2 separate regions of the Mus musculus genome follow, and region 2 is linked to region 1. A link is a loop called in an ENCODE intact Hi-C map of the cell type or tissue named here. Cell type or tissue: left cerebral cortex. All regions are shown on one strand. Links, peaks and the distances in the headings refer to the core of each region. The heading gives the core; the rest is flanking DNA.

Evidence for each region. A loop is a pair of places that touch in the nucleus more often than their neighbours do. Peaks named below come from ENCODE experiments on the same cell type or tissue, not always from the same donor. Only the 100,000 strongest peaks of a DNase experiment are listed, where the experiment ranks them.
Region 2: it touches region 1 in a loop (2.2-fold over the local background); 4 of 42 quality-filtered maps call a loop at or near these places.

Annotation. Positions count from the first base shown.
Region 1 is chr8:90,541,348-90,549,690 of GRCm38, reverse strand. No RefSeq gene overlaps it. Among named protein-coding and RNA genes, the nearest start is that of Gm39220, 9.6 kb to the right of the region's middle. In left cerebral cortex, for the core only: a CTCF peak has its summit at 4,277; DNase peaks (open chromatin) are centred at 5,996 and 6,801.
Region 2 is chr8:90,627,784-90,636,126 of GRCm38, reverse strand. No RefSeq gene overlaps it. Among named protein-coding and RNA genes, the nearest start is that of Gm39220, 96 kb to the right of the region's middle. In left cerebral cortex, for the core only: no CTCF peak of the experiment used is centred there; a DNase peak (open chromatin) is centred at 5,090.

The sequences.
Region 1 (8,343 bases), core at 95-8,094:
GTGCAAAATTACTGCTAATTGCGAATTTGCTAGATCTAACAGTGACTCTGTTGTGAATGATAGCATTGCGTTCATTAACACAAGCATTTAGTGGCTCACCTTGACATGCGTACAGAAGCCCAGTATTTGGTTGACGGTCCATTTCAAACCACCCAGTGTGCTCATTGAGAACTACGTTGCTCTGACAATTTGTGACCCAAACCTTTTATTCAGAAGAAAGAGTCAGATCTGCTGTGCCTGGGTGTGTGACTTGAACAAGCCAGTCTTGGAACTACTTCTTCCTGTGCATCTGAGAGGGACAGAAACACAAATTTGTCAAGGCAGCGCCTCTCAAACTCTGATGTGCTACCCTAAGTATAGGCTACGGTCCAGAAGCAAGGAAGAAGAGAGCTTATTAGAAATGCAGACTTTACCTGAGGTTTTGTGGGTTTCCCCCTATATTGTGGTCTGGGACCATGTTAAAATACAGATTCTATCTTAGTAGACCCAGAAAAAGACCTGAGATTATGTCTTCTGACCTACCAGGTGATGCTGCACTGCCTTTCCACCAGCCACACAGAAGCAATAAGGCTCCGGCAACCCCTTTACATGCCTATCATAATAGTAGACAGTATTTGTGGTTACTTGGCCTGAGCTAGGCATTATGTATGTCTCATCTCATATCTTATCCGAATTATCCTCAAAGAAGGGATGCTTCCAGCAACACCTACACTTTTGATAGCAAACCCAATCTTCTTGGATATAGGCAGCTAGGCCAAGGTCATATGGGTTAGAGCTGAACCAGTTGCTCATATGGCTCCCAGCATTTCTGTATTCTCAAATAACATAGAGTTTTTGGAAAATGCTAAAACAGTTCTATGTACTTCTGGATAAAGTAGGCTGATTCCATGGAACAGGATGCTAGCACGGTCAATCTGAGTGAGACTAGTTCTAGGTTTTCTTTTCCTGCAAGTTGGCCAGCCCATTCTTGCCCCTCTTGCTGCTGGTCTCTTTGTCTACATAGCTTCACATTTGCCTTCCTGTATATATTTTAAAGTCTAGACTCCGCAGATGAGAGGAAGCACTAGATTCATCTTTGCTTCCCCCACCTCCTCCATTCTCCTTCCCACAAGTCTCCACCTCCCCCCACGTAGTCCTATGCTGCTTGCCTGGCTCATACATGCATTGTCTAGATTTTGCACGCGTGCCTCATATTCTCAAGTAGAAAACAACTACCCATGAAGGTCAACTCCCCAATGGTTATTCTCTCTACCAAAGTGCCAATCCCATCGGGAAGGAACATGTACGTTTGAAAATCTGAAAACATAAAGAAAGAGGAAATCAGGGAGCCTGAAAAGTCTGAACTGTATCCATTGCACCAGACTCTGAGAGGACAAACCTCCTTTTGGGAAGACAGAATTACTAGTTTTCTCTGTTTGCTCCACCTAATTAGCCTAACCCTCAAAAGAGTCTGTCTAGGGCAGCTAAAACTTTAGGAAGACAAAAAAGCACAAAGGCTCATTTTGATGAAAAGATTGAACTCCAAATGGTTGTTTGGGGACCTAGCTTAGACTTCTGGCTGGAATTCAAGATGCTATGCTTTTGCCTTACATATTTAATATCGTGCTCCACTTCCCAAGTCTTCTTTGATGGATTTTTTTTATTTGGGTGTCTAGGTATTTCTTCCTCCTCTAAATGCTTATTTCTCTACACAGATACACGTGGGAGGATATTTAATTAGTATTGAAAATGTTTTGAGCGTGTTAAGTAGATTCTAAGTGGTAAGTATCATGATCTTTAAATGCTACAATAAGCATTTAATACATGTCTAATTCACTGATGAGTGCTAGGAATGTCTTTGACAAATTCTTAATAAACTGCTCAAAAGAGCCCCTTAGAAAGCATCATTTCACACCACATAACTCTACCTCTGATATTTTTCAACCTTCTCTGTCTGCAGAAATAGGAAATTCTCTTGAACATTTTTCTTAACTGTTTCTGATTTACAGGCTCTGGCAGAAACTCCCAGGGACTTGTTGCAATATACTGTAAATGAAATCTGCTAGCTCTACAATCTGAAAAGTGAAGGTTGTGGTCTCTAAGTTTTCAAAAGCAGCCCATTTCACCTAGACAGTGAGTTATGGGATCCATAAGTACACAGAAAGCGTGAGTCCTCTTCTTGGCATGTGTCTTCAAGGGAAAAGCTGCATGCATCTTTCTAAGACTCTCACAGTGCACATGTCATCTGGAGGGCATTAGTACAAGATTTGCGGCAATTTAGTTCATTGCTGGTGTTAAGGGCAGCAGTGCTTTTTAGCATCAAAAGGACTCAATAAATTCTGCCTATGCCCAGATCTCAAACTTTGCAATTAAATTTGAGCGTAAGTGAAAGATATTTTGAAAATTAATTATATTTTAAAAGACATTAATTTAAGGAAGTCTATGGCAGTAGATCAACTCTTAAATTATTTGAATGTGGGAAAGAATAACACTGAGTTTGGCAGGATCATTTATTTCCTATTACATGCCCCAAGCTAGATGTTCTAACCACAAGTTTTGATAGTAAGCATTTAATTTCAGTGTTCTTTATCTGCAGCAAAATATTTGAAAAGAAGAAAGATACTTAAATTATGGAAAAGGAGAGACAGAGAGGTTACGTACATTGAACATGCTCATAACTGATAATGAGGGTATACAGCTTACTTGGTCAAAATGTAGCCTTTTGATTTTTGAATAATTTTAGATTTATAGAAAATTTACTACAATAATACAAATTCTCATATATGCAAAACTTTCTCCCACAAATGCTAATCTACCAGATAACAAACTTTGTATTTGTTGAAATTAAGAAATTAGAAACTCCAGACTTTAGTTTGATTTCATCTGGCTACCTTTTCTTTTACTAGTGCTTTTTCCTGACCCAGGATCTTATTCAAGGTATTATATTGTTGCTGGGGATATAGCTCAGTGGCAAAGTGCTTGGCCAGCATGCTTAAGTTGTAGGCTCAAACTTGTGCCCGGACAAAATACTAACCAACCAAATAAAAACAAGATACTGTATCACACTTAGTTGTTATATCCCCTTTCTGGTTTCCTTTCTTTCTTTCTTTCTTTCTTTCTTTCTTTCTTTCTTTCTTTCTTTCTTTCTTTCTTTCTTTCTTTCTTTCTTTCTTTCTTTCTTTCTTTTTTTAAAAGATTTATTTATTTTATATATGTGAGGACACTGTCACTATCTTCAGACACACCAGAAGAGGGCATCGGATCCCATTACAGATGGTTGTGAGCTACCATGAAGTTGCTGGGAATTGGACTCAGGACCTCTGGAAGAGCAGTCAGAGCTCTTAACCATTGAGACATCTCTCCAGCCCCCCTTTCTGTTTTCTGATATGTAAGAGTTTCACATCTTTCTACTTTCTTTTTGGTGACAGCTTTGAAGTTTACTATTGTGGTATTTTGTTTTGTTTTCTCATGATTACACTGGAGTTATGGGTGTTGGAGAAAAATATCACAAAAGTGAAATGTTTTTCTGGTGTCACGTGTAATCCCACTGTCATATCACCAGTCTTTCAGTGTAGCTTGTTATCTGCAATGTTGACCTCCTGCCAGGTTTCTAAGATCACATTTTGGATCAGTGAAGGAGTGAAACTATTAATTAGTGCTGTATGCTGTGAGCATAGGTTTAGCTAATAGTGACTCAGCAGTTGTTTGACATCCTTGATTTTTACCTAAAGTCACCACTTTTTGTAGACAAAGAAACAGGTTCAGTTTGCAGAGCTTTGTAGCACTGTATTTGTGGTCTAGTCATTATCGTTAAAAAGTTAAACCAAAGAATTTTATGAGTACATAGAATATATACAAGGATCCTTTTGTTTTTCTCAACTAATAGACTGGAAGCTTATTGGTCCTTAGGTGATATTTAAGAAATTTCAACCAGTAGATGTCTCAACAGGTCAAGTGCTTACTTGCAAGCTTGATGACCTGAATTCAGTCCCTGGGACCCACACAATGGAAAGGAGAACTGACTCTAGCAATTGGTCCTCTGATCTCGACATGTGTTTCACAGCATGTTCAAAATGCAAAGGCTGCAAAATAAACACCTAACCACAGATACAGAAGAATCAGCGAGGTTGAGCAAAATCCTCAGATGCCCGGATTATCACCATTATTGCCTCAAGCACGGGGACCTGAGGTTGAAGACCCATCTCCGAATCTTTAATATCCTAAAACCCTGCTTGTATCTGCTGACATCCTTATTAAGTCACAAAAGCTGAAGTACCTACAAGCCACCTATAGGAGACCACAAAATGAGTCCTTTTCAATACAGAGCCTCATGAAAGAAAGTTTTCTATCCCACTAAACCATGTTTAGTTTTTATGGATTGTTTTCCCACAAATTGTAGGCTTTCAAAAATCTACTCATGTGAGAATTGTAGGTAGGTAGTTCTCATGCTTTGATTTAATCGGGGATCTGTGTTTACTGACACAAAAGGTCCTTGCCCTCAACTGGTTTTTGATCTATCAGTAAAGGTGTTAATAGCCAATGGCTGAGCATGGGAGTTGTATGGGTAGGATGCAAGGAGAATCAGAGATGGGGAAGAAAGGGACAGAGTAGCCACAGGAGAAAAGCCAACCACCATGTGGCTTCTTCCCCAACTGGTCAAGGGAAGGTTTAGGTATCCCCAGACATTTAAGTTAGCCAAGACATTTTAAGAATAATTGGTGTGTGTGTGTGTGTGTGTGTATGTGTGTGTGTGTGTGTGTGTGTGTGTGTGTGTGTGTGTGTGTGTGTGTGTGTGTGTTTTCTATTCATGGATCTGAGATAGCCCCTGGACAGATGCATGCATGGGACCAGCCAAGAACACAAAGCGGTATAGGCCAAACTACATGCTACAAAGAACAATGTAGAAAGTAACAGCCATTTATTTATTGTTTGCTGGCTTCACATCAGCAAATGAAACATCCATGATTCCAGACCAAGTGCAGCTTATAACCTGGTACAAGGAGACAGTGCAAAATAAATCAAAATAATTGTGCAAAGCATTGGAGAGCATGGTAATGAAGAAGCCCAGGGAAGACTTAGTGGAGAAAGAGATGTCATACTGAGAAGATTATTTGTGAAATGTCCAATCAGAGAGGTCTATTTGTACATAGGCCTTAAGAGAAAAGAACTGGAAAACACATAAAGCTGGATTTTAGCAGCCAGTGGAGCAGAGTGCTGGATCCTACCTGTATCCATGAGATACTTTTTCAGCAACCCTGAGTCCAGGATGGCTTTTTCTGGCATACTACATCATCAGACTGGGCATGTGTGGTGGTTTCAATATGCTTGGCCCAGGGAATGGCATTATTAGGAGGTGTGGTCTTGTAGAAGTAGGTGTATCACAGTGGGAGGTGGGCTTGGAGACCCTCCTCCTAGTTGACTGGAAGTCAGGCTTATTCTGACTGGCTTTGGATCAAGATGTAGAACTCTCAGCTCCTTCAGCACCATGTCTGCCCACACACTGCCATGCTTCCTGCCTTGATGATAACAGACTGAACCTCTGAAAGTGTAAGCCAGCCCCTATTAAATGTTGTCCCTTATAAGAATTGCCTTGGTCATGCTGTCTCTTCACAGCAATGGAAACCCTAACTAAGACAACATGGCAAGATTGTGGGAGTCCATGAGTTTCTGTGAATGGGGGCTATCCTTCAGTGGGATAACTCAAGGCAGGCTGAGTACTTTTTGCTGTATACCAGGAGACCTCTGTGGGATCAAACTTTGATTGCTCATCGTGACAAGCTCCTCAATAACACACTCTATCCTGGTTTCCTTCCATTGTCACCTCCTCATTCCCTTATTAGTTTCTTCTCACTCAAATGTCTTGGACTCAAATCCTTGTCTCCAACTCTTATTGGGATGAATCGAGTCTGAAACAGATGGGAAAGGATGAAGGAAGCTGTATAGGAAAAGCTAGAACCCTGGGTGGGCGAGGCTTTGGCAGGCTTGGAGTTTGGTTTCATTGTAAGGCTCAGACACAAGTACAGGCTTCTAGAAAGGAACGACTTGACTGACCTTAGTCTTCAAAGGGATGCTCGAAAACCAGGCTACCGGGATCTAGAAGACATCCCAGTGACAAGATGTGTGAACTCTTTAAACAAACAAGATCCACAGAATTAGTCATCTGCTCATGGCCACACAGTAGACCAGATCTGCCTCTACTGCTCACTGTCTTGTGACCATGCTCTCCTAATATCCAGGACTCAGTAAAGGCTCCCCCCCCCATATGTTTATGGTGGCTTTGATAACAGCATAGAGCAATTTCAACCAACCCAGAATTGTCTAAGGAGTGCAAAGAGAATTTTGAATTCAACATTGCGCTGTAGAGGAATGCACCAGATAATTACCATAACATGTTAGACAGCTGAAATTGTAGGAGAGAGAAGCAGTTAAGACACTGGCCTAGTTATTAAGTGTTAAAGACACCGAGGGGGTTTTTTGCTTCATTGTTAAGTACCAGGATAGGGCATGCTAACCGTTTGCAAATATTTGTAAAGGTGCAGAAAGAGAGTAGAGAGAGAAATTACTTAGCTTTAGAACTGTAAGGGAAGCTTGAAGTAATGAGGCGGAACAAAAAGGGAAATAGTATTAGCTGGAGAGTGGGAAGCAGGGTCTCTGGGACGAGAACCAGTCAATTGTATTTACACACAAACCCAATTGTCTCTGCGAGCCTTATGCAATGTTTGGGAGGAAAAAAAAAACCCACGGTGTTCGAAAGCTTGATGGCAGCCAAGTCTCCTGCATGTCTTGAAGCTATTTTCTCGTATCCTCCCACTTTTCAGACACATTTACTGTGTATGTGAAACACAATTATTTTACAGCAGTAGGATGTGTCGTGCAGTTTGATGTTTTTCTGACTAAGCCAAATTTCTCTCTCATGAAGCAGAGTGGCTAAATAATTGGACTACAGACCAACTGTTCTCTAATTATACCCCTCCCCGGGTGTGCAGCATCAAACGAGAATGCATTACCATCGGTAATGACTTTTACAGTTTTTAACATTTGGAAAAATTTGTACTCTGTGTGTGTGTGTGTGTGTGTGTGTGTGTGTGTGTTGGGTGGGGGTGTATTGAGAATTGATCCCAGAACCTTGCACATGCTAAGCAAGCATCCCATCACCGAGTCACATCCCGCCTTAGCCCCTCTAATATTTGCATAATTTTGAACTTCAAAGCAGCCACACAACTGAATAGGAACTTGAAGATACATTTTTCTGCTGTGGCCTTGGACAGTTGCACTTACAAAGAAACAACAAAAATGAATGAAAGCAGACCCTGGCCTCTGTTTTATATCAATGTTACCAGTTGATCCTGAAGTAGCTATTGTTGAGTATGATTCTTTGCTAATCAAGATCTTTTTTTAAAAATTTGTTTGGATCACTCAGGTCCAGCAGGAACCATTTCATAGCCTGCTAGAGTAACTGCAACTCACCCACCAAAGGAAAGCTACTGTCAGTCCTTATCATGGGGTAGGACCTCTGAGGACAGAATGCTACAGATTGGGCTACAGGAGTTCCGACTTGCTGGCTGGCCCCCTTCTCTGTGTTGTTTGAAGTGTCATCATTGAAAATAACTTCTTAGCGCACTGTTTGCTTTGTCTTCCATTAGGAGCCAGCCAAATAGCAGCCATAATTATGCCTCCTCGAGATGATGTTGGTTTGATGGAGGGCTGGGCTGAAAATTTCGTCTGCATTATCATCTGAAAAAGGCACAGAAAGAGCCCTGTCTTCAAATCACAGAGCGAACCCCGGACCCAAGCGATTCTAAATGAACCAACAAAGTGCAAAAAAGACAAGCATTCGCATTTGACCGCAGATCCATCAGAATATCACTTTGATGAAGTCAAACACATTTATCATTGGCACCAGGAACGACTTTTCAGATCTTCTTGGTTAGGGCTGTTGTAGTTGTAAGGGGCAGAGGTCCATACAAGCTAGCATGAATAAGAAAAGGAATTTATTGCAAGAGTATGAGTGTATGTTTGAAATCCTTGGTGGGCTGGGACAGGAAAAAATACCACCAACCCAGGTACCTGGCTTTTCTGCCTTTCTCTGTCACTCCCTGGAGGGAAATTAGCTCTCCTTCCTTCTTAGTGTTGACCTCACTGCCTCTGTTTCTAACCACCTCATGTAGCCACAGCAGCACTTGGCAGTTATAATTCAGCTAAATTCTGGAGCTGATGGGGCCAGTCTGATGAGCTCAGTTGTCTTGAACAGACAAGTTTGTGATTTCAATATGGTTGTCAGGCATTGAGCCTAAGGGATTGTGTAGATTCCAAAGAGTTTGCTACACTTACTGTCAGGTGATAGCTCATGGATTCATTCATTCA
Region 2 (8,343 bases), core at 203-8,202, 86 kb before region 1:
CTTAACCTCATGTTTTCTTCATTTGGAAGAATCATCCTTGGCTGCAATTCATTGCACTGGACTCCATTAATCACGGCCTGTTTTGTTCTTCCTGACAGTAATGAATAGAAACTGATAGAAACCAGCCGTCAGGCCATAGAAGAGGGGTGCACATGCCCTTTCCAAGGCACTGCTTAATTATCCTGTGTGCAAGGAATACCATATGCTGCCTATGTTGCAGTCCCCCTCCCCCGCTGCAATTTACTCTGGGTCACAACAGTATGCTGCCTCTCTCTCTCTCTCCCTCTCTCTCTCCCTCTCCCTCTCCCCCTTTCCTGCCCTCCACTCCTCTCTCCTTCACTCCTTCCCTTCCTCCCCTCACTTTTTCTTTAGATTGGGTCTCATATAGCCCAGGCTAATCTCAACTTCAAATATATACAGCTAAGGATGACCTTGACCTTCTGACACTCCTGGGATTACAGGCATGCATCCCTGCATCACGTTTGTGTGGTCTTTGGGAATAATCAACCCAGGGCTGCTTCCTACATACTAGGTAAGCAAGTAGTATCCTACCAACAGAGCCTGCCATTCTTACTTAAAAATTTTATTTATTTTTATATGTATAGGTGTTTTATTTTTCTGCACATATGTCTATACACTATCTGAGTGCAAGACCAACCAGCAGCGATCAGAAGAGAAGAGATCCCCTGGAAGTGAATTTACAGACAGTATGAATGGCTAGATAGGTGCTGGGAACTGAACCCTGGTCCTCTGGAAGAGCAGCCAGTGCTCTTAACTGCTAAGCCATCTTGCTCATTTTAAAAGCACATGCTTGCCTCTTCCTCTGCACATTTCAGAGAGAGATTTGACTTAGTTGTTCTTCCTTATAATTTTATTTTTATATTTATTATTTTTGTCTGTATTTACGGAGATCAGAAGACAACTTGTGGCAGCCAGTTTTCTCCTTCTCCCCCATGAGTTCCAGGTTGCCAGGCTTGTACAGCAAGAGCCTTTGCTCACAGAACCATTTCACTGGCCTGTAATTTAATTACTTTATTAATAATTTAAAATTGTATTTATTTGTATGTGCATTCATGAGTGAATATGTGTGTATGTGCACATGTAGCATGTGCTTGTACATGTGTATGCATATGCACATGCATATGTGTGTGCATGTATGCATGTGTCATGGTATGCATGTGGACGTGTTGGAGTTGGTTTTCTCCTTCTACCCTGTGACTCCTGGGGATGAAAGTCAGGCTGTCAAGCTTGGTGGCATCAGATCATGTTGATGACCATCATGTTGGCCCCATAATTTTGTTTTTGAATTTGGTGACTTTCTGATTCTCTCTTGTCTGCCTTCCTTTTGCGTTCTTGTTAAGTCAGTGACACCAGCTGTACTTCAAGGCTGGGGCTAGCTGGCGCTTAATGAACAGAAGACAGAAGGACTCCTCTCTATCAGAGTGAGGTATAACCACCTGGGTCAAGGCAGATAGCTGCTTCAAGCACATTGGAATCAAATGTCAAATATCAAGGCATTCTAGCTTCTAAAATTTGTGGTTGACTGCTGCTAAGGGTTTAGCTTAGTTGGTAGAGTATTTGCCTAGTGTACACAAAGCCCTGGGTTTCATACCCAGCACCACCTAAGTCAGGTACAGTGACACAAGCCTGTAATCCTAGCACTTAACTAGATAGTGATGACTAGCCTGGGCTACATGGGCCATCTCCTCCCACCCCCACCCAAAACAAAGCAGGATAAAATCTAAGATTTCCTTTTATTTGAAAATTAGGTTCGACGCTGCATCATTAGCCACTGTTGGCTATCAAGAGCATTCTAGTTATCAAATTATTTTATCCAGGAGTGGGAAGGTGTCTCCCTCACTCCAGCAAAGATCCTGACTCGCCTACGAATCTGAAACAAAGGCTCGCAAACTTTCTGGAAAGGACAGAAGGTATAGCGCAAGCTCATGGGGTTATTTAGCTTCAGTCTCTGGTGCTTAGACTGGCTTGCTGTATACAAAGATGCTCACGGACAAGGCAGAAAGGTGTGAGCATGGGTGTATGCCAACAATAGTCACAAAACAAGTAGGAGCCTGGAGATGGCCCACGGGTTGGGGCTTGTACAAGAAAGGAACAGAGAAGGCAATTGGAAGATGTAATTTCTAGGCAGAAGAAAAGGTTGAAAGACATCTTGAAAGATGTCAAAGGTAGACAGAACAGTATCAACAGTGAAGCCAGTCAAAGAGCTTTCCATTTCCCAAAGAATGGAGGGGACCAGCTCTGGGAGCTTCTGTGTGACAGGTGACAGGACATCAGCTATAATAACACATTCATAACACTGGCTGCACACCCTCTAGGAATGATCCAAACAGATTCCAGATAGTCTGTTCACAAATTCAGGGAGATACACATGTGTGTCTGTGGTGAGGTACGCAAATGAAAATGAAAGTATGTTTAATCCTTAAGGTTCTATACCTCAGCATCAGTTGACTCAAAACCATGGAAGTCTCCATTTTCTGAAATAGTGGTCTCGAATGTTTCTCTCCCTCTCCCTCTCCCTCTCCCTCTCCCTCTCCCTCTCCCTCTCCCTCTCCCTCTCCCTCTCCCTCTCCCTCTCCCTCTCCCTCTCCCTCTCCCTCTCCCTCTCCCTCTCCCTCTCCCTCTCCCTCTCCCTCTCCCTCTCCCCTCTCCCTCTACCCTCTCCCTCTCCCCTCTCCCTCTACCCTCTCCCTCTCCCTCTCCCTCTCCCTCTCCCTCTCCCTCTCCCTCTCCCTCTCCCTCTCCCTCTCACTCTCACTCTCCCTCTCCCTCTCCCTCTCCCTCTCCCTCTCCCTCTCCCTCTCTCCACAGATCCTTTGACAGATTGGTGGTGGGACTTTGGAGAACATTCAGAATTGGCTCCCCTGATTCTTCTTTTGGAGAAATGCATGTGGAATGACAGTATGTCTTTCCGTGATCTCAATGCCTCTGACTGCTCAAAACCAGCGTTCTCTCGAGACAGATATCTTGGACCACCCTTGCTGAACACAGAGGGAAATGGGTTGTCTCTAGGTGTGGATGCTGGGAATTTATCCTTTCATGGCTGTTGGGCAGCTGCTGTGCTGATGCTCTGGGGATTTTTTTCCTGATACTTTCATCAGGACTTTTCTAAGGAAGGAAGTTCTGTGTTTCCTCATTCAGCAGATTTTGGCCGTCTCTTGCCTCTGCTGCACATCATTCTCTATTTATCATTATTGATAAGAAACATCGATAGTGGCTAGGATTTCTTCTACTTCCCTCTGAGATGGGGTGTATGTCCAAGCTATAAAATATGAATTTGTAAAGACTGCTTAGAAATTTTCTTAGGTTAGTTATGAGACCTCTCAGGCTTCGACCACCAGGGATTGCCCATCAGGAAAAGTAATGGTAAAAAACGATTTTAAAAGATATCCTGACTTTGCCCTTCGCAAAAGTGTTTCTTAGCTAGGAGTTTATTCTAACTTTGCAATAACATTGTAACATATCCTCTGAGTTAATGCTTTGGGACCTCTGAGCTAGACTCTACAGGTCTGAAATCTTGTTTCCTAGTCTATTTTACATGAGATTTAAGTTACAGAAGTTTCTAGAACCATTTCTTTGTCCTGTGAAATCTATATAGCATTATATGTCAGAGGATCTGGGAAGTTGGATCAACTGAAATACTACATTGGCATTCTTAGGACAAAATGAGACTGCTAAAGGCAACCATGTTAATTGTGAACTAGGCAACCTGAATCTTCTCATCAATTACAACAGGGCAACTTCATCACTGAGAAGCACAGAAGGGTAGAAGGTATTGCAAGAGTTACCTTTTCTGTGGGAAACCATGCATGTGAAAACCACTACCAGCCACATGCTCTTTACTAACCATTCTGATATATTTAATATTTGGTCCTGATGTTGAGATAACCATTTACTCAGTAAAAGTACAGGCTAAAAATTTATTTCTCTGAAGACCCAATTCCAGAGTTGCCAGAATGTCTCTAGTCAGTTTATCCTGTATTCAATATCACATTATTCTAGGAAATTCTATCCATCCATCCATCTATCATCCATCCATCCATCCATCCACCCACCCATCCATCCATCATCTATCTTTTCATGCATCCATTCATCCATGCATGCATGCATCCATCCATCTGCCATCCACCATCCATGCATGTGTGCATCCATCTATCCTCCATCCACTTACCATCTCTCCTTGCATCTACTCATCCATCTATGCATCCATCCATGCATCCATCCATGCATCCATCTATGCATACATCTATGCATCCATCTATGCATCCATCTATGCATCTATGCATCCATCCATCCATCCATCCATCCATCCATCCATCCATCCATCCATCTATCCATCCATCCAAGAAATGCTGTTAAAAAGGACTTAACTTGCATAGGACATAACTTTTTCTGGTACTGAGGAGATGAAGACAATTAAAATGGTCTAAGAGACTCACAGATTTAAGAGGAGTCAGGCAGCTAAGAGGTCAGCAGAGCCGAATGAGAAATGCTTGGATATACAATTCACAGTTGAGGAGCAGATGGGCAGCTTTGACTATGAGCTAAACATGGCAAGGCAGCAGTAGGATAATCATGTGTGGCAACTTGACTGGGCCTCGTAGGGCCCAGATAATCAGTCAAACATTATCATAAGTGACCATGCAAAGAAGTGTTTAGATGAGGTTAACACTTGCCTGGGTAGGACTGAGGCAAGCAGACTGTCCTCCCCAGTGTGGGAGGCCAGGTCTAATCACCGAAAGGTCTGCATGCAACAGAAAGCCAGGCAAGAGGGAACTCTGCTAATAGACTACAAGTGATGGACTTGCTCTCCTGACCTCAGATTTGAGTTAAAATTTGAGTTTTCTGTTTTTTTTATTAACTAAATTTATTCCACTATGACTTCAACGTGTATATAATGCACTGATTACTCTCATCTCCACACCCTCTCTATCTCCCTCCCACCATCTTCCCTATAAATCTCTTCCCACATTGGAGTCTTTTTTTTCGTGACTGAGTTTCACCAAGGTTATTCATGTGACAGTAGGTGTGGAATGATCTCCTAGAGTCTGGCAGGCTTCCCAGTGGGTATACAACTAGAGACAATAATTCTCCCAGCATCCATTGCCAGTAGTTCCCCAGGGAAGGGTAGAGCCCCAGGAGCCCCTCCCCCATCCATGACTGACTGGTGACTGCCTAGTCTTATGCAGGCCCAGTGCAGGCAACTTCAGCTTCTATGAGTTCATGATTTCAATGATGGCATTGTGCTTAGAAGATAATGATTTACAACCCACCCCCCCCCCAACCCCTGCCCCCTGCCACCCAGATCTTACATTTTTTCTTATCTCCTCTTCTGAGACATCCCCTGAACCTTAGAAGTGGTGGTACAAATGCCTTGTTTGGGGCTGAATATACCGCAATCACTAAATTTCAGACCCTTAAGCAGCTGTGCATCTCTGCAGTCACACTGTCTTTTACTGCACAGAGAAACCAAGGCTAAGAGATCCAGGCATTGGTCTGTGATCAGAAATGAAAATATTTAGAAGGCAGTTTGACGTCATGTCAAATTAGCAAAACAATAGTGATTCCCTAGGGACTGTGACCTCCCTACTCATAGGATTTTGGCTGAGATTTTTGTATTTTGACTATAGTACAAGGTATGAATTTCCTCCTTTGGAGTGGGTCTCAAATCTACTCAGATGGAGTTTGGTATCTCTATATCAGCCATGCCAATACTGTACCAGAGAACATATCTGGCCCGGCAGATTATTATTGTAGATAAACTGTTAACTGTTAACTGTATTGTAGATAAACTTATAAGATAAACTGTTGCATAGATTGTTGAGTCTTCTCCTCCAGCAGCCAACATGGCTCCCCCTGTCACAGTGAACTAGATCTAGGGAGCAGAGAGGGAACTTGCAATTCAGTTCCAGCTTTATTTCTCTACATCCTTCATCCAAGATCTGTGGCATTTTCGGCAACGAGGTCTTGCCACCTGGTTCAGGAGGATAATGACAAGGTCTCTGTTGGTGCTGTTTTCAAGGCCTCTGGATTCTTTCTGACCAAGAGCTTATACAGAGGCATCCCATACCTGATACTGAGGTTTTCATTTGAGTACCCATGGCTGCTGGGATTAGTATTATCCACCCTAGTGTAGTGTATCTCCATTCAAAAGCTCTTAAAACCACAAAATAAGTAAGTTTCCGTATGTCTCCCCACAACCTTAATTTTAGCTCACCCTCCCATTTCTTTTACCCTTTTCCTTTCGTCATTTAAACCTTACCACCCCTCTATTGCTCCCCCTTTCATTTCACATGAGTTCTATTACATGCACCCCCGTTCAGGCATCTCTTCCCTCACGGCCCCTATCTTGCTTCCTGGTCTCTACAGACACTCAAAAGATAATTTCAAAACTATGATCCACATATGAGAGAGAACACATGGAATTTATCTTTGCTGGGGGGGGGGCAGGGGCTGGGTTACCTCACTCAGAATATATTGTTTTGAGTTCTATTTTCCTGCAGTTTTCATAACTGAGTCTATTATTTAAATGTACCACATTTTCAACATCCATTCACCAGTTGATGGAGATCTAGGCTGATTCCATTTCTCAGCTACTGTGAAGAGGGCAGCAAGGAACATGGTGTGTGTGGCTCTCTATTGTAAGATAATTGTGGTTCTTTTCCTGTGTCTTTATCTGTGTTGGGTATTTATGTGGTACTGGCTTTGGGAATATTCTTTCTTTTTTAATTTCACAGAATAATCTTAGAAGTACTGGTTTTGGTTCTTTAAAGGTCTTGAGAATTTTGCTGTAAATCTGTTTGGACATAGATTTTTCTTTGGGGGAGGGGAGAGTTTTTTCTTTTTACTACTGCTTTGATCTCATTTCTTGTTGTTATTGATCTGTTCTTCATTTATCTTTGGCATGCCATGCATATCTAGAAATATATCCTTTTCTTTTAGATCTTTCGACTTAGTGGAATAGGTTTTTTTTTTTTATATATAGCATTTCATTATTTTCTGAATTTCACTGGTGTCTGTGATCACGTCCCCACTTTCATCTTGAATTTTTTTACTTTTGGTCTTCCCTCTTTCTTCTGCTTAAATCAGCTATGGATTTGTCAATCCTGTTTTGCTTTTTAAATAAACCAACTCTTTGTTTAATTGATTCTTTGTATTTTTTCCCATTCCAATTTCATTAATTTCTGCCTTGGTACTAATTATTATTTTTTCTACTACTCTGGTGCTTGGAAGGAAGCTATGTTTGCCACTATACTACCAGCATTGGGCTGCTTTGGAATTTAGTTGCTTTTCATTTTTTGAAAGCTTTAGGGTGCATCATTATGCTATTTATTTGAGTTATCTCTGATTTAGATTTTTGTTTCATATATTAATGATCTGTCTCTGTCTCTGTCTATCTCTCTCTGTATGTGTGTGTCTCCATGCCACAGAGCATGTGTAGAGATCAGAATGCAACTTGGAGGGGTCGTTTCTTTCTTTCTACTCTGTGGATGCTGGGAATCAAGCTCAGGGCACCTGGCTTGGTGGTGGGTGACTTTACCTGCAGATCCATCATGCACTAAATTTTACTTTTATTTTTATCATGTTATGTACATATGTGTTTTGTTTCCATGTGTGTTTGTGCACCATGAGTGTGCAGTGACCCAGAGGCTAGAGGAAGGCTTTGGATAACTGAAAACTGGAGTTACAGATAGATTTGAGCTGCTACATGGGTGTGAGGAATCAAACCCAGGTCCTCTGGAAGACCAGCCAGTGATCTTAAGTGCTGATCCATCTCTCTAGTCCCCCAGGTTTTAAAAATGTAGTCATTTAGAGCTAAAGACTTTCCTCTTTGGACTGCCTTCACTGTATGTCACAGGTTTTGGTATGCCCTGCTTTCATTTTTACCCAATCTCAGGAATTTTTAAAATGTACTTCTTGATTTCTTCAGTCTCTCACTTATTATCCAATAATGTGCTGTCTGTGCCCTATGAGCTCTGGTTTCTCTCCCTCCCTGGTGTTTCTTTTATTTTTAATTTCTAGCTTTATTCCATGGTGGTCAGATAGGATATCAGACATTATTTTCACTTTCAATATTTTTTGAGACTTGCTTTGTGTCTCCAAATTGGTCTATTATAGAGAATATTCCATGGGATGCTGAAAAAAAATGTACATTTTGTAGTGTTGGGTAGGATGTTCTGTAGTATCTGTTAGGTCCATTTGATTTATTTTTTATTTTATTTTATTGCAATTTTAAACAGTTTATTATTATTTATTAAGATGTGGTTTCTCTATGTAACCCTAGCAGATCCAGTTGTTTTTTTTTAAAGATTTATTTATTTATTT